2 separate regions of the Homo sapiens genome follow, and region 2 is linked to region 1. The links are chromatin loops, found by intact Hi-C in ENCODE. Cell type or tissue: Calu3. All regions are shown on one strand. Links, peaks and the distances in the headings refer to the core of each region. The heading gives the core; the rest is flanking DNA.

The links. Hi-C counts contacts between places; a loop is a spot of excess contacts. Peaks named below come from ENCODE experiments on the same cell type or tissue, not always from the same donor. Only the 100,000 strongest peaks of a DNase experiment are listed, where the experiment ranks them.
Region 2: it touches region 1 in a loop (6-fold over the local background); 30 of 110 quality-filtered maps call a loop at or near these places.

The regions. Positions count from the first base shown.
Region 1 is chr2:231,902,395-231,911,568 of GRCh38, forward strand. No RefSeq gene overlaps it. Among named protein-coding and RNA genes, the nearest start is that of MIR1471, 15 kb to the left of the region's middle. RefSeq lists enhancers at 2,736-3,354, 3,355-3,972. In Calu3, for the core only: a CTCF peak has its summit at 3,863 (motif pointing right); a DNase peak (open chromatin) is centred at 3,857.
Region 2 is chr2:232,138,359-232,147,532 of GRCh38, forward strand. The region is part of intron 8 of DIS3L2 (DIS3 like 3'-5' exoribonuclease 2); the gene reads left to right. Among named protein-coding and RNA genes, the nearest start is that of MIR562, 30 kb to the right of the region's middle. In Calu3, for the core only: a CTCF peak has its summit at 3,881 (motif pointing left); a DNase peak (open chromatin) is centred at 3,863.

The DNA.
Region 1 (9,174 bases), core at 564-8,563:
ACTGTGGCTCTAACAAGTTACCAAAATGTCGTGGCTTTGAACCACACAGATTTATCTCACAGTTCTCGCGGATGAGAGGTCCAACATGGGTTTCATGGGCAAAATTAAAGCGTTGTTAAGGCTGCGCTCCCTTCTGGAAGCTCCAGGAGAAAATCTGCTTCCTTGCCTTTTCCAGCTCCTGCGGCCGCCCACATTTTCGTTGACTTGGGTCCCCTTCTTCCGTCTTCAAAACCAGCAGCATTGCATCTCCTGCCTTTTTTCTGCAGCCACTTTTTCCTCTGATGGACTCATCTGGCTCCCTCTTCCACTTTTAAGGACGCTTGTGATGACATCAGGCCCCACCAGACTACCTGGCATCATTTCCCCACCCCAGGGTCTGTATCCATAACTCACTCTTGCAGGCCTTTTGCCATGTCACGTGACACATTCACAGACTCTAGGACTAGGGCGTGAGCTTCTTTGGGGACTCAATGTTCTGCCTGTCACACATTGTGAGACTGCTGAGCCAATCCGGCAAATGATGGAAGGACCTGGAATTATTGATAACCAGCCTCCACTCCATCCCCAACAGCCAGCTGCCCTTGGGACCCACATCTTGCTGAGGGCCTGGGATTGATTGCACTTAGCATGGATGTTACTCCTTGGCTTCCAGGCCCCAGAGTTCTTTTCTTCTTTTTCTTTTTTTTCTTTTTTTTTTTTTTTGAGATGGAATCTTGCTCTGTCGCCCAGGCAGGAGTGCGGTGGTGCCATCTCGGCTCACTGCAACCTCTGTCTCCCGGGTTCAAGTGATTCTTCTGCCTCAGCCTCCTGAGCAGCTGGGATTACAGGTGCCTGCCACTGCGCCCAACTGATTTTTTTTTTATTTTTAGTAGAGACAGGGTTTCACCATGTTGACCACACTGGTCTCAAACTCCTGACTTCAAGTGATCCACCTGCCTCGGCCTCCCAAAGTGCTGAGATTACAGGTGTGAGCCACCACACCTGGCCTCCAGAGTTCTTCTAAGCAGATCTTATAGTTACCCAGGATCCAGGGGACAGGCAAGGCCTGACTTCTTCGTGGCCCAGCCTGGCCTGAAGGGGAGAATGTGGGTTTCCACTACTGAACAGGGGCATGTGGGCATTTGGGCAAGGTCAGCACCTGCCTTTTCACGTGCTCTCCAGCAAGGTGTCTGTGGACACGAGCCATGTGCATGGGGAGGCCTTGGCTGTGGGGGGAGCTGGGCCTTATGGGCAGGGATGCTTGGCAGAGATGACCAGTGCTTCACCCGTACGTCCAGGAGGAGGCCATGTCTTAGCCCACTTTGTGCTGCTGTAACAAAATGCCAGAGCCTGGGTAATTTATAAAGAACAGAAATTTATTTTCTCAGAGTTCTGGAGGTTGAGAAGTTCAAGAGTGAGTTGCCAGCAAGTCCATTGTCTGGTGAGGGTCTGCTCTCTGCTTCCAACATGGCGCCTTGAATGCTGCATCCTCTAGAGGGAGGAGCGCTCTGTCCTCACATGGCAGAAGCTGGAAGGGCAAAATGAAACCAAACTCCCTTCTTGATGAGGGAGTCAATGGCACCATCAAGCCCTTTTAGAATGGCATTAATCTATTCATGAGTGCAGAGCCCTCATGACCTAAACATTTCCCATATTCCAACACTGTTGCTTTGGGGATTGAGTTTCCAACACACATTTGGGGGACATATTCAGACCATAGCAGGCTGGAACCTTCAAGCATCCAGGAGGGAAGGCTCCTCGCTGGGACTGAGAACAGGATGTCAGCCTGGGGCTGGGTGCAGCCTGCAGGGCCCAAGGATGCCCAGCAGGTGCATGCACTTTTACGACCCAGCCGCCTGCCGGCCCAGAGCTCTTCCTTGCCCCAGTCAGGGCCCAGCCGTCACTAGCAGGAGGCCGTCTCCAGGGCGTTGGCCAGAGCAGAGTTCTCTCACCTCCCCAGCCTCGGCGGAGGAGGAGAAAGTGGCTGTGGCCTCCTGTGGAAGGGGTGGCGATAAGGGACTTTGGCAGTTCCAGGAACTTTGGCCACCTTGAGGCCTTCTAGGAGCCCTGTCTTCTGGGGGGTGGTATACCCCACCAGCACCTGCAGTGCTGGGGTCACTGTGCGCTGGTCAGGTGGCCTGACTGAGGCGCTGCCCCATCTCCAATGTCCCCACCACAATACCTGGCTGCAGGAAGCGCAGTGCAGCTGTGTGCAGAGCCCAGGTGGTTTCTGTCTACCCTGGTGGGGGTGGAGCCAGGCATGGACACTGCTGCAGCCCTGGGAGCCAGGTTCTGGGGCAGTCATATTCCGGTCCCCATCCAGCCCTGGGACACTCACTTTGTCTGCTCAGCCTCGTTTAGGATGAAGCCCATCAAAGGCCTTCATGTTGGGGGTGAGGGGTGTTCATCACAGAACCCGTGTACTACAGTTGACTGCCCAAGGGGTGGGTCCTTGACCCCAGCTAGGCCAACTGGGTCCTCCCCTGGGTTTGTTTTGTTTTGTTTTGTTTTTTTAAGTCTGGAGTGCCTTTCCCCCTTCACTCACTTTCTGATCTACATCCTGGGAGGTGAGAGGCATCATGGTTTTAACTGATCTGAGAGAATGTGGCTGACCCTTGCTCCCTAAGCCAGAGAGTTGGTGCAGACGAAGTCCCTGTGGCCTTGGTGATGCTGATTCCAAGCCCCTGCCACCCCCAAAGGCACTTTTCTCCCAGTGCCTGAGGGCCTGGCTTCTTTCAGCAGAGCCATGGGAGTTGAGCGTCTCATTTGTGCGCCCCACCCTGCCCCCTCAGCAGACAGGCAGGGCTGGGCTGGGCCCAGGCCAGACTCTCCTCTCCCAGGAGCTCTTTGAGGAGCAGCAGGGTGCAGCCAAGAGCGAGCACCTGGGGTTGGCAAGAGGAGACGGGTCTGGAGTCCCCTGGGCAGAGGGAGAGTCCAGCTTCTGGGGAGAAGTGGATCCTCCAGGGTCTAGGGCTGTGTCTGGGGAGCCAGCTCCACAGGGAGTCTGGGCACAACCTGGTGTGGTCTTTGGAACAGCAGGGCCTTGGACAGAAAGCTGTGAAAAAGGCAAAGAGGGGCCCACGATCCAAAGCACCAGTCCATCTTTGCCAACAGTGGTCTGTGCCTGCCTCTTGGAAAGGCCCGTGGTAACAGTTCTCCAACAAGAATCATGTCCTTTGGGTGTTTTGCTTTGCTTTTAAAAAATTTATAACCACATTGCAAACATTTGGAAGATTGAAAACCAACAAAAAAATCGCCAGCAGCCACTGTTCAAGTGTAGAAAAATGCTTGTTTTAGTTAATTTTCTAGCCGGTGTGGTGGCTCATGCCTGTAATCCCAGCACTTTGGGAGGCCGAGGCAGGCAGATCACCTGAGGTCAGGAGTTTGAGAACAGCCTGGCCAACATGGTGAAACCCTGTCTGTACTAAAAATTCAAAAATTAGCCGAGGATCGTGGTGGTGCGCGCCTGTAATCCCAGCTACTCCGGAGGCTGAGGCACGAGAATCACTTGAACACGGGAGGCGGAGGTTGCAGTGAGCCGAAATTGTGCCACTGCACTCCAGCCTGGGTGACAGAGTGAGACTCCATTTCAAAAAAAAAAGGAAAAAATGTTCTAGCATGCAGTCTAGTACTGTGATAGAAGCAGGTTTGGGCTAGGTAACCTAAACCAGTGATTCTCAAGTGCAGTCCCAGGAACAGCAGCAGCACCTGGAAACTTGTTAGAAATGCCAGTTCTCAGGTCCTACCTCCGACCTTCCAAATTAGAACTGAGGGTGAGTTTCAGCAAGTTGTGTTTTAACAGATCTGAATATGTTCTAGTTTGGGAGCGACTGACTCAACACTTTGTAATTTCATGCAGTCCTACTGCTTCACCACCAGAGGGCACCAGGAGGCTGTGGTTTTCCCCTTAAAATTGCCAGCTTTTAGATTCTCAGTGTCGGCCACAGATACTATTCAGACCTCACTGGACTTTAAAAAATAAAGAATGACGGACGATATGTTGAGAATTATTGGCTAACCTTAAATACCACCATGTTTGGACCAAATTGAACTGTCATTGTGGTTAGTCCTTGCCCAACTGCAGAGCCAGTGTCTTTTGGTGGTGGTGGAACGCATTTGGTGGTACTTCTTTTGTTCAGAACATAAAGAAATGTAAAAGCATTGGGGTCAGAAACAAAGACAGACTCCTATTAAAAGTCTGAATTCTTTATGGCTGGGCATGGTGGCTCACGCCTGTAATCCCAGCACTTTGGGAGGCCAAGGCGGGTGGATCCCCTGAGATCAGGAGTTCGAGACCAGCCTGGCCAACATGGTGAAATCTCTATTAAAAATACAAAAAATTAGGCAGGCATGGTGGCAGTCACCTGTAATCCCAGCTCCTCGGGAGGCTGAGGCAGGAGAATCGCTTGAACCTGGGAGGTGGATGTTGCAGTGAGCTGAGATCACACCATTGCACTCCAGCCTGAGCAACAAGAGGGAAACTTTGTCTCAAAAAAAGAAAAAAGTTCTGTATTCTATATGGCCAGGTGCGATGGCTCATACCTGCAATCCTAGCACTTTGGGAGGCCATGGTGGGTGCATCGCTTCAGCCCAGAAGTTTGAGACCAGCCTGGGCAACATGGCAAAACCCTGTCTCTACAAAAAAAAAAAAAATTAGCAGGGTGTAGTGTCACGTGCCTGTAGTCCCAGCTACTCGGGAGGCTGAGGTGGGAGGATGGGTTGAGGCTTCAATGAGCTGAGATGGTGCCACTGCACTCCAGTCTGGGCGACAGAGTGAGATCCTGTCTAAAAAAAAAAAAAAAACAAGTTCTATGAAAGGCAGAATACAGTTCCACTGTGGCCACGCCTGTAATCCCAATACTATGGGAGGCTGAGGCAGGCGGATCATGAGGTCAAGAGATCAAGACCATCCTGGCCAATATCGTGAAACTCCGTCTCTACTAAAAATACAAAAATTAGCTGGGCGTGGTAGCACGCTTGTAGTCCCAGCTACTCAGGAGGCTGAGGCAGGAGAATTGCTTGAACCCAGGAGGCAGAGGTTGCAGTGAGCTAAGATCGCGCCACTGCACTCCAGCCTGGCGATGGAGCGAGACTCTGTCTCAAAAAAAAAAAAGAGACTTATGATAGATGCGGTTGTTTGCCTCTCCTCCCACACCTGCTTCAAACAGTGTTTGGGTGCTGCATTAGCACCCAGTGGCCTTAGAAAGTGCCTTCAGAACAGTGGGCTCCAGGCAGGGAAGGCTCTCTTGGAGGTGGTCTTTGGGCCTCCTCAAGCTTCCCAGGGGTCTAGGAATGACCTGTGTGATCTAGCTTCCTGCCACTTCCTGGAGCATTTGACTTTCTTCTTCATGGCCCCCAGCGCCCTTTTCTGAGAACACCACTGACCTCAGCAGTTTCTCTGAGTGGTTTGCGAAGCCCCGAGGCATGTGTGCCAAGGACCTCCCTGAGATGCCTGAGCTGCTCTTCCCACTCACAGAGCTTTGTGGGGGTTTTAATACAATAAGCCATCAAAAGTATAGATTAGACTTTTTTAGCACTGCGTAAAAGACACTTCCATTAAACTCCATGGTTTTTTTTTTTTTTTTTTTTTTTTTTTTTTTGCTTTATTGGAACTGTGCCGTTATCCAAAACTCAGCCATAGACATGACGATTTATTCATTTGACAAACACTGAAATTTTTGGCGGGGTGGGGAACGAAGTCTGGGCTCTGTCACCTAGACTGGACTGCAGTGGTGCAATCATGGCTCACTGCAAGCTTGACCTGCTGGGCTCAAGCGATCCTTTCCCCCTGCCTCAGTCTCCCAAGTAGCTGGGACTACAGGCCTGCACCACCACGGCCAGCTAATTTTTAAATTTTTTGTAGAGACAAGTTCTCCCTATGTTGCCCAGGCTGGTCTTGAAATCCTGGGCTCAAGCAATTGGCCTACCTCGGCCTCCCAAAGTGTTAGAATTATAGGCATGAGCCACCATGCCCAGCCAACAAGCATTTATTGAGCATTTAAAGTGTTCTAGGGGTCAGGCTGTGCCTCATGCCTATAATCCCAGCACTTTGGGAGGCTGAGGCAGGCGGATCACCTGAGGTCAGGAGTTCAAGACCACCCTGGCCAACATGGCGAAACCCTGTCTCTACTAAAAATACAAAAATTAGCCGGAGGTGGTGGTGGGCGCCTGTAATCCCAGCTACTTGGGAGGCTGAGGCATGAGAATCACTTGAGCCCGGGAGGCGGAGCTTGCAGTGAACTGAGATTGTACACCACTACATTACAGCCTGGGCAACAGAGCGAGACTTCATCTCAAAAAAAAAAAAAGTGTTCTAGGGTATAGACACTGGACTTGCAGTGGGAACAAAACAAAATTCCACCCCATGGAATTTACATTCTGATGGGAAAGATGAGCAATAAACAAATAAGCACAGAATATGACGTCAGAAGGAAAAGAAAGCAGAGTGGGGAGTACCAGGGCGTGGGCAGCGGGGAGAAGGCTTTCCAGATAAGATATTGGAAAAGGCCTAACTGGGGGATTGGCTTTGGAGCGGAGATCTGAATGAAAAAGTAAGTGAATGCATCCTGAGAATGTCTAGGGAAACGGCTGTCCAGGCAGAGAGAACATCAAGTGCAAAGGCCCTGCGGTAGGACTCATCCCTTAGGCTTGCAGAGAGGGGAGTAGGACTGGAAGCAAGGAGATTCCCCTTCCATGCCCGGGCATCTCTTTCAGTTGCCCAGGCATGAGATGGAGGTGGCTGGAGCAGGGTGGGAGCAGAGGAGGGGCAAGATGTGGCTGGATCCAGGATGAGCTTGGAGGGTGGGGTGCCCAGCATCCATGTCTGCATTATGTGAGTTACAACCTCTCTAGATATGGGTGGCTTCACGTATTCTCTTTAAAATTCTCTTTCGGTGATATATATTATTGAAAAGATGATCACCTAGGAAAGACCGTAGCTTCCTATTCACCCTGTATCCAGTATACTTTGCTGGAGAAGCCCACGCATGTTATGCAAGTACTATTTTATTTTATTTTATTTTTTAGAGTCTTGCTCTGCCACCCAGGTTGGAGTGCAGTGGTGCGATCTCAGCTCACTCCAACCTCTGCCTCCCAGGTTCAGCCTCCCAAGTAGCTGAGACGACAGGCATGCACCACCATGCCTGGCTAATTTTTGAATTTTTAGTAGAGACGGGGTTTCACCATGTTGGCCAGGCTGGTCTTGAACCCCTGATGTCAAGTGATCCTCCCACCTCAGCCTCCCAAATCCATGTGCATCCTATCATTGGTCTTGCCACTTATTAAGTATTCACTGTGCCAGCAGCAAAGACCTTTTCACAGCATCCGGCATCTGGTTCCCCACCCCCACCCTCAGCCCTCTGAATTAGGTATTATTCCCATTTGACAGATAAGAAACTGCGGCTCAGAGGGGCCAAGATGTTTGTCTAACCACATGTATTCTAAGATGTTTGTCTTCAGGCCTAACGGTCAGAGAGACCTTCTCATTACAGGAAGGGACCACAAGGGGAATTGTTGCCAGAGGACGGATGTGGCGGCCTAGGGGAAATGGGCTTTGCAGGATCATAAAGGAAGCCTTAAAACTTTGATAATGACAACAACAGAAATTGAGCAGCCATTTCTGTGGCTTTTTTTTTTCTTTGAGACAGAGTCTCCCTCTGTTGCCCAGGCTGGAGTGCAGTGGCGCAATCTCAGCTCACTGCAAGCTCTGCCTCCCGGGTTCAAATGATTCTCCTGCTTCAGCCTCCCTGGTAGCTGGGATTACAGACATGCACCACAATGCACGGCTCATTTTTGTACTTTCAGTAGAGATAGGGTTTCGCCATGTTGGCCAGGCTGGTATCGAACTCCTGATCTCAGGTGATCTGCCTGCCTCAGCCTCCCAAAGTGCTGGGGTTACAGGAGTGAGCCACCACGCCCAGCCCTGAGCAGCCATTTCTGTGGCTTTTGGACGTGAAGATGTGCAGGGAGGAAAGCCTGTGTGGGAAGGAGCGCTTCCTGCGGGGGCGGGGGAGGTCTCTCCTTCTTCATGTGCCTGCCACTCCCTTAGAAGAGACCTCTCTTGGGCAGTGTCTTGGAAGGTAGGGTGGCCAGCATCCATCAAGGGACAGAAGCTAATGTCCCCAGGCCAGCCACATTGGTTTGACTTGCTGATAACAGAATGTGGTCCTCTGTGCCTTCTGCAAAGAGCCCTCCAGCAAACTTCTGCCAGCACCTGGGACATTCCAGGAACTGGGCTAGATGTCGGGAACACCAAAACAAGAAAGGCCCCATTCCTGCCCTTGAGGGAGTTGCAGCCACCTTTGGGGTATAGCAGAGCATCTTGGCTCTGCCCAAATGGGACCGCTTTTATGGACCAGGGAGTTCACGGCTCTTCGTAGGCATTGACAAGCACAAGGACCCGTGTTGCTTGGCTGGTGGAGGTGGAGAGTTTGCGGGGTGTGTTGGGTAGGGAATGAGAACACTGTGAAGACAGAAATAAGCATTTGAAGAGGAAGGAGGGAGTGGCTTGGGGTCATCTGCCACCCTCCGCCTCTGCCCCTCCCCACCCACCTGTATTGACTTCATGCTTGAAGGCCAAGCAGCTGGTGGCAGTAGCCCATGCGGCAGCTCATGTGATACAAAGACCACAGATTCAGCCCAGCAGCACCACTTAGACAGTGTGAGACTCAGAATCCTCCCCCACTGCAGCCCCAGAGCTGGGCACCCCGGGAGCTCAGGAGGACCCAGTGCAGGGCAGCATCCCTGGGGGGAATTGCCAGCATGCAGGGTCCAGGGTCGTCTCTGAGGGCTGTGAGCTGTGGACTATCAACCTGAAGGAAAAGGGAAGAAAGCAAATGGGCTTGTCATGTTCACAGGTGAGGTGTCTCTGGCATTTCCCTGAAGCCATGGAGGTGACTGTGAGGAGGCGGCACAGTCCTCCAGGCTGTTGTGATTTGGGTATCACTGTTCCTGGGACTGAGATTTTGCTTGCAGTTTGGGAAACCCAGGCACTTGGGTGGCAGAGGTGCATGACCTGGTCTCATAGTGACCACAGCTCTCTACCTGTCAGGCTTAGAGTGAGGATACGGGTCATCTCATGCCATCCTTGTAGCAGCCCCCACGAGGTAGTACTATGATTGCTTCCAGTTTACAGAAGCTGAGGTTACACTTGGCCAAGTTCCCCTAGAAAAAGGAGTGGTGCCAGGAATGACCTGG
Region 2 (9,174 bases), core at 446-8,445, 240 kb after region 1:
ATGAAGATAATCATATTTAGATGGAAACATCATGCTTTTTCTCTACCTTCTTAATATAAGGATATAAAAATTGTCATTTATGGAAATATGCCTTTTAAAATCTTTGTGAAGAAGAGAAAATTTATTTTAAGAAATAAAACATGGTAGGTTTTCCTGATGAATTTCTCAAATGACGTCTGTTGTATGAGGGGTGAGGGCTGCAGCTGTTGAGTATGTTGGTGGTCGCCTTGCCATTTTGTTCTGGTTATCCGTTACTGATCTTTAAGAACTGAGGTCACTTTTTCTTAATCAGAACATGCTGTGCTATGACTGCCTAGGTTTCCTCCCTTATCTTTGCCAGGCTTTGACCAGGAGTGTGACGGTAATACCTGCTGTGGGTGCGAAAGTGTTATGGTTAGCTTCCACATAAACTATCCCTAAAAATCAAGTTTAGCTAAGGTGGCTTCCTTCTCAATTTGTTCCCAACTCCTATACCTCTCTCCTTAAAAGTATCGGACTTCCTTTGCCTATGTAATTGCTTCTAATTATTCAAGTTCAAAGTCATTTTCCTCTTCTGTAGTTACATTTAGTTCACCAGGCTGGTTTTGATCCAACTATGTGTAAAGCACTATGCTATATTATCTGAGAAATACAATGGTAAACAAGTTATGGATTCGTTACTTAAGGAACTTATAGTCTAATGCAAAAGGATTTTTGCATGTATATATCATAGCGATAATTTGATTCTAAGAAGTGTAATCCCACTTGAACTAATTTAAATAAAAGTAGAGATTAATATAAGAAGCTGGTGATTCTTTTAAAAACCAGAGCAGGAAATGGAGGAAGTCTCATGAGAAAATCAGAACTAACAAGGCAACAAAGGAACCACAGCTTCTCTTTCACCCCTGTGACTAGCCCAGCCACCACACAGTATCTTTTCTTTACCCCTTTTTGCACATGAGCTGTGTTATTCTGCTTCTCTCTGCACAGTAGTCTTCTACCTGCACAACAGCACACGTGGCCCCAAAATGGCACTGCCAGTCCTATGGCAGTTACATACTAAAGTCTAGATCATAATACAGAATTTCTATGGTGGAAAATCTTACTGGTCTAGCTTGAGGCAGGTGTTTTCCCTCGTCAGTAGTTTCAAGCAGAGGTGGGGGTCCAGAGTCCCATCCATGACTCACACCCAATTTGCAGCGCTGTGGGACTCCTGGGAAAGAGCGTGGATAAAACAGATGGCTTGAATGGCTTATCTCTTTGAGTTCTACCTACAGTACAAAACAGAATGTTCTAAGTTCTTCCATAGAATAGAATAATTTGGGGGAATTTAGAGGAGGTAGGTAAAGGGGGAAATCCAGGATCATTTCTTATAGGACAGAGGCCTCTTTGCTAAAAGATCACTCTGACTGAGAGTAAAGAATAGATGAGAAGGGACATGCCTAGTAGCAGGAGGTCATAATACACAATTGCAGTAAGACAGATGAGGTGGGAGAACCTGAAATAAAGGGTTGCAATGGAGGAAACAAAAGAAATGAAAAGATTCAGGGGAGATTAAGAAGGTAAATTCTCCCAGATGCGATGACTAATTAGAAATAGGGCATGAGGGAGAAGGATGGAATCTTGGATGAACTTTCAGGGCTCTGACTAGGGGGAGTGGGTGGATGCTGATGGCATTTAACCACAATTTACTGGGAGCCATCTCAGTTCCTTCTGTGGTCTTCACTATCGAAAATCAAACTTGCCATTTCCCAAGCTGAGTGTGTATGTTCATAGTTCCAAACTTTTGCACATTACACTTCCTTTCCTAACAGTGGCTTTCTCCTTCCTCTAGTGTTTGCTTGGTGAAATACTCAACTTTTAAACTCATTTGTCCACTCAAAAAAAAATGTTCCTTGACTCACAGGCCTCCCTTCTGGTGCTCCCATAGCTTCTATTAGTACTATTATTATATTTCTCATCTGTTTGGTTTGCAATTGCTTGTTTGTTTTACTTGGCCATGAACTCCTTTAGGACAAGGACACTTGGTGAACATTTGCTAGCTGGTCAGATGAGTAGATGGAAATGGATTGATGACCCCAATGTCTTGAGCCAGGTTGACTAGGAAGATGTTGCACCATGAATCAAGCTAGAAAACACACAAGGAGTAATTTGGAACAGAAAATGATGAGAACTAAGGTTCTATGACTTCAAAGTCCATGCTTGACAATGGCATACAACAAGTATAAAAACTCAGGTGGAGAACGCCAAATTGAGAAGGCACAGATATTTAACAGAAGGATTGAATAGAATGCACACATTAATAGAATATATGATGTTAGTAGCTTTGGAAGGATCCTTAGGTAGGACATGGAGCTTGGCCTCCCCTTTGCTGTAAGCATTGCTTCTCTGACACCCTAGTGCTGCCTTGGGGCCACCATTTAGGGGCAGCTCAAAGAGTATTACAACATTGGAGACTTCCAGTTGTTATAAAGTTATTTTCTATCTTGTTCTTAGAATTGTCATGAGAGATCTCAGTTGAACCTTGTTCACCTCTCTATACATCACATCGCCCACATTTTTATGAATCTTGTTCTGTAATGCTATCAAAACCCAAGTGAACCCTTGCTAGCTTTTAGGGATCACTGTTTTTTGTTATACATTACAACATATTTAGTACCTTTAATATTTAGTACTACACTCTAGTCCAGGATAATTAAAAAGCCACATTGGTTTCTTCGCTGGAATGATCTGCAATTACATAATCAGATTTACAGTTTTAAGAGCTTCCCAACCTCTTAAATCATCTTTCCCTTTAGAAACTCTTGCAGTGGAATTCATGCCTATATTTTCTCAGCCCTTTGGGAAATCTGGTATCCTCAGTCTAGAGTTTACAGTTCCAGCTTCTCTTTCCGGGATGTCTTGAGCGTAGAGATAGCATGGTCACTTTCTCCCAGATTTGTCATGGTTTCTTCTTGACTATTTAAGGGTAAGTCTTGAATAAAATGGAAACGTTTTACAGCAGCTACCGTGAGGAACTTAATAGTGTTTCTTGGCAACACTGAAGGCTAGCTGAAGATATGTGACATGAATCGACCTAGAGCAAATTGACACATTTATATTATTTTATCAAGCAAAGTCTGGTGGTTTTGAGGGGTGGAGGAGGAGGAGGAAAAATGAATAGGTCATTACAGGCTGAGAAGTTCTTGGTTGAACATGGGATTGCCTAGGCTTAATGGGAGGCTGTGGAAATGAGAAACAGAGAATGGGTCACAGTGCTGCTGGCTTTAATGAGTGTGAAGGACAGCAGGTTCCATTGGAGCAGATGACGGAGTGAGGTGAAAGCAGAGGAAGGGAAATTCTGACCTTAGAGGACTGTGGTAGAGATGGGAAGTAGGGGGTGGAGGTCTGTTCTGGTATCACCTTTGTCTCCTAGCTTTTCACCTTGTGGTGGTTGTTAGCCAGTCAGCAATATTTATTGACCCATGGAAGCAAATACTTTTACATTCCATTCAGTTTTGATAGATACTCAGTTTCTTACAGGGTAGATAGGAATTGAAGAGGTGGTCATTAAATTACATTAAATACATTGAATTGTAATTAGTAGGAAAATTAAACCATGACTAGATTGATAGAAAAAACAAACAGAAGAAATTAGTTTGTTTCATTGAAGCATAGGCTCCAAGATTAGCAAACTGAAAAATAACTGTATCCAATCTTTCCCTTTGCAAAAGGAATATTTCACCTTTTTGAGAGCATGTTCTTTAAAGATAGCTCTGAGGGAGAAACCAAGTTATATAATGCTATGGACTCGCATTACCAGATCTATAGAGTTTGTATGTTCTTTTCAAGGGGTATGGACCTGGCCGGCTAGGAGGCAAAAAGCAAATCAGGCTGAGGAGGGGGCTCTTTTTTTGTGACTGTTGGGCTCCACCTGGTGGCCTGTAAGGATCAGCTTTGGAAAAAGCTGTGTCTTCAACACTGAGAAAATCCTGGTCAAGGCAGAGCAAAAGTTAAAGGAATGGAGGAGAATGATCCTGATCCAGGCTTAGGTTACCAAATTGTTCCTTTCCTTGATGAGCACTGCATGCAGTTTTGGCACTTCTTCCAAAGTCGCCATCTTCAACTGCAATTTCTAGTGCACCTTCTTGAAAATATTATGATGTTAGAGGACCTTAGATAACCATCAACCTCCTCTTATACTCATTAAATCCTTTCAGCTTCCTCTTTGCTTTCTTCATATCAACACCAATTCACTCTTAAATTTCAAGACCTTTTCTTAAATAACTCAGTATTGTTGACTCTTACTTCTTTTCTCCATGCTTTTATCTATTTTCACTGATAAAAACACCGTTCCTGAAGTCCCTATTCCTTAAGTGCTACTTTCTGCTGTGTCATAGTACTGAGCCATAAGAAGCGAAAATAACTCGTTCCCTCTCCTGATTATAGAAAATAATACATAAAATATACAGCCAAAGACAAGTGTATTTGCCACACTTCGTTTTTACTTTGTATTGTTGGAAGTTTGGGCCCTCGGTATAGTTGATGTTTGATTGTTCCCCACTTGTACATTCTCAGGGCTGTGATGCCATTATATCTGTTTGCATGGAGTTTCCAACATTGGACCAACATGTATGAGAGCATGTATTTAAGAGTAGTAATACGATAGTGGTAATCACTGCAAGAGTGCATGACTGTCTTCTAAATATCGTCTAGTTGTAAGACTAGGAGTTTATAAGAATATTTAGTAGAGGAAAGATGATGAATGGCTGAGAACACTAATCTTGACTATTTAATGTTCCTGTTTTCTTTAAGGCAAAGAGGCCAATTTGAAGGACTTTCTTGTTATATTTTTTTCTGTCTGTAGCTGGTCCCTTTCCTCAGTACGTTTTTAATAGGCATATCACCCAGGATAGTAGATCTGATGCTTATTTATATAGAATGTTTATATGTTTCCCAAGGCCCCCACCTATCATATGTAGGAAGTTGGGAATATTGTTGCAGTGCCATTCAGATTAATTTTACAGTAGGACTCAGTTGGAATGTCATTCTTTGTGAATGGCAGCAGTATTCATGGAGGAGCTCTAGTGAAGAAAAATTGAAGTGGTGATCATTATAAATAACTCTATGGAGGAAAACTTTCTCTCTTACAACTATTATTGAAATATCAAATTAACAAACATTTCTAAATTTTATTTTTTCCAAATACATACATATTGAATATTTACTGTTAAATTTATTCAAATGTGTACTATTGAAAATGAAAATTTCCCAGAGTTTCACCCCCGGAAACGATCACTATTAAGGTTTTGGTATACATTTGACTAAAATATTGTTTTAAAAATATTTATCAACTTTAATTACAAAGCATATTTCACAGGAAAAAGAATATATGTAACACTTCTATAATTTTTGAAACCTAATACTAAAACCAACCCATGAACTCATGAACCAGATTAAGAAGTATAACATCACCAATACTGTTCAAGTTCCCTGTCTGTTCTCCTGTATCCTAAACCATAATTTTTTCCCCAGAGGTAACCACCATCTCAAATATACTAATGAAAATGTATTTAAAAAAAAATTTACCCATATTTATAACCCTAAATGTTATTTTGTTTTGCTTGTTTTTGAACCTTTACAAAATACCGTGTTATATATATTCTTCTATCATTTGCCTTTTTTCATTTAACATGTTTCTAAAATATACTCACATATTTCACTCATTTTAGTCGATAATATTTCCATTTTCTGAAATATACCATAATTTAGCAATGTACATTTGGGTTGAACAGAGGATTTTGCTCCTGAAAACGTTCCAGTGCTCATTAACTAAAGTTTTTCTAGACTCTACTTAAAAAGGAAATTACTGAATCATACATAGGTACATGTTTAACTTTACAACTTTCTAGCCAAACCATTCCCAAAGTGATTGTACCCATTTTTAGTCCTGCCAGCAGTGTGTATGCAGTTCCATTGCTCCACATTCTTATTTACACTTGTTAGACTCATTTTTGCCAGCCAGGTGGGTAAAAATAGTGATAATCGTTGGGTGATTTTTGTTATTTTTTTCCTAATTACTGATGAGGTTGAACATCTTTCCATATACTCATGGTCATGTTTCCTCTTCTAGACAGTGTTTTCATGTTTTTACCCATTTTTTTAACAGTTAATTTTTTATTTAGATAATTTTGATTACAGAAATTGCAAAAATGGAACAGAGAGTTCCTGTATATCTTTTAACCTATCTTCTCCTTATGTTTACATCTTACATGACCATGGAATACTTATCAGAAGTAAGCAGTTAATCTTGGTATGATACCAAGTATAGGTCTTACTCAGATTTTATCACTATTTCCACTAACATTCTCTTTCAGTTGCAGAATCTGGGTCCAGAATCCCGTAATACAGTTAGCTGTGTCTCTGTAGTCTCTCCAATTTGTGACATTTCTTACTCTTTACTTGTCCTTCACGAACTTTACACTTTTAAAGAGTACTGGCCAGTGATTTTGTAAAACGTTTCTCAGTTTGTGTTTGTCTAATGTTCTCTCATGATTAGATCAAGATTAGACATTATTGGGAAAGATACCACAGAGGTGATGTGCATCTTATCGGGGGCACATAATGTCAGTAAGTAATACTGGTGATGTTCACCTTGATCACCTGGTTAAGGAGGCATCTGCCATGATTCCTAACTTACTACTTTTTTCCCTTGTAATTATTATACTGTATTTTTGGAAAGATTTTTTGAGTCTGTGTAATATTCTGTTTCTGCTTAATTTCACCCATTCATTTTAGCATACATTGGTGCTTTTACCCATTTTTAATTGGGCTGTTTGTCATTTGATTTTTTTGGAGTTAAAAATACATATTCCAGAAAGTAATCTTTTTAGCAGTCACTGATATGGAAATTATCTTCTCTCCAGTTTGTGAGTTGTCTTTTCCTGTTATTAATGGTATCTTCTGAAGAATAGATGTTTGAAGTTGTCTTTTTTGTTTGCTGCCAGCATGTAGAATTACAGTTAATTTTTATACATTATCCTATATCCAGCCATCTTGCCATATCCCCTTATTCATTTCAGTACTTGAGATGTAATTTCCTTTGGCTCTTCTATGTAGATAATCACATCATTGGTAAGTAATGAGAGTTTTATTTCTTCCATTCTAATCTGTATGACTTTTATTTCTTTTTCTTATCTTGAATTGGCAACTCACAATTGGAGAGGAGGTATTTCCCACACAGTAACTGATAAAAGTTCAGTTTTGAATAAAAGCAATAGTAGCAGGCATTTTTTTTAATTCCTGATTTTTTGATGTGTTAATAAGTTTGCTAATGTGGCAGCTAATTATGGTAGGACTGGATAATTTACTGAAGTACTTATCTTTGAGTTTTATTTGTTTTTGCCATCCTCTGTTTTCTTAGCTTTCCTTTGGCATTTCAAGGAAGAATAGTATGCCTCTCTAATAGGTACAAAGCATTAATTTGTTTATTTACATATTCAGTCACCAACATGTGTTGGACACCAAAGGCATACAAGTCTCAGTGGTACACAGAAATAAAGAAATGTTTATTCTTTTTATGGATGATCCCCCCCATCTATTGATAAGGAAGAGGCATACCTAAAGCACCATGACACAGCTAGAAAGTGGCACATGCAAGAAAGAGGATATAACCAAAGGATAGGGACAGTACTGATGAGGCAGATCCACTCTAGGAGACAGGGATGGCTTCCTGGCCTTGCTGCTATATTCCATGAAGATGAAATGATCTGGGTATATGCTTTGTGGGCCTAGTTCAACATGGAAGTTATAAAGGGAGCACCTTTAGGATAGAATTATGTTGCCTAAGGAAGGGCCATTTATGGTATTCTTATGCTCTAGAACCCAGCAGTTCCATGTCAGTGTGTAGTGAATACCTCTACAAGATCTATGATGCCAACAGTACTAAGATTTTATTTTTGGTAGTAAGAGCTTTACATTTTCTGTTGCAGAGTGAATGGAGGGAAAGGGAAGTTTGCTTCTCATGGATGATCTTTTTAAATAGTTTGTAGTAGGATGCTTTTAGCAGCAAATTATAAAAATGCCTGACTCAGAGTGACTTAATAAGAGAAAATATTATCTCATATAGTGGGAATTCAAAGGTTGTGCAGCTGCAGACCCAGTAAAGTCAGTGACTGGATGATGTTATCAGGTTGCCTTTTGCTGTCCTCAGCAATCCAGTGGTGGTTTCTCTATGGTTGTGAAGATGGCTGCCAGTATGATTAGGCTACCTGCTTTCTTGATGACATGTGACACAAAAAGGGAGACCCTGTCTGCCAACAATGCTATTGACTACAGTCACCAGGGGAGGCCATACACTGAATTTATTAGAATAATTAGTATCTGTCACTGGAGCTGAAGGTGAGATGTGTTTCCTGTATGAAAACTAGATTTTTGTGAGGAAGGAGGAAGACAGAAGTGAATGTTGGGTAGCAAACCAATATTGGGCACTCTAGTTTTTGTTATAATTATTTTTTGTATAATTTTTAAATTAAAAAACCTCCAACTTTGTGATATTAAAGGAAGCTTAGAAAATAGATTAAAAAGTCACTCAGAATCCTCTCTCAAATAATTAACACCATTTGTCCCTTTCAGCATTTTCATAAATGTTTTTACTTAGTTAAATCATACTCTACATACATCTTCAAAATTCTTTTTGTGAAATACATAAAAAATTGAAAAATATGACATGGTTTAGTTTATCATTTATCTGTTGCTTGACATCTAAATTACTTTTACTCCTTTTCTGCTCCAAGATTTTTAAAATAAACTTAATTTTAATTAATTAATTAATAAATAGGAATGGGGTCTTGCTGTGTTGTCCAAACAGGTCTTGAACTCCTGGGCTCAAGTGATCCTCCCACCTCAGCCTCCCAAAGTGCTGGGATTACAGGCGTGAGCTAGCATGTCCGGCCCATAAAAATAAACTTTATGTTTCAGAACAGATTTAGATTTACAGAAAATTGTCAAGATAGTACAGTTCTCACCTGCCCCTTCTCTCCTCCTCCAAAACTAGTTTTTTTCTCTTAACCAATATTGATACATTATTAATGGAGGTCCGTACTTTCTTCAAACTTTCTTGTTTTTAAAAATCTAATGTCCTTTATCTATTCCAGGATCTCATATTACATTTAGTTGTCTTGTCTCTTTAGATTCCTCTTGACTATGAGAGCTTCT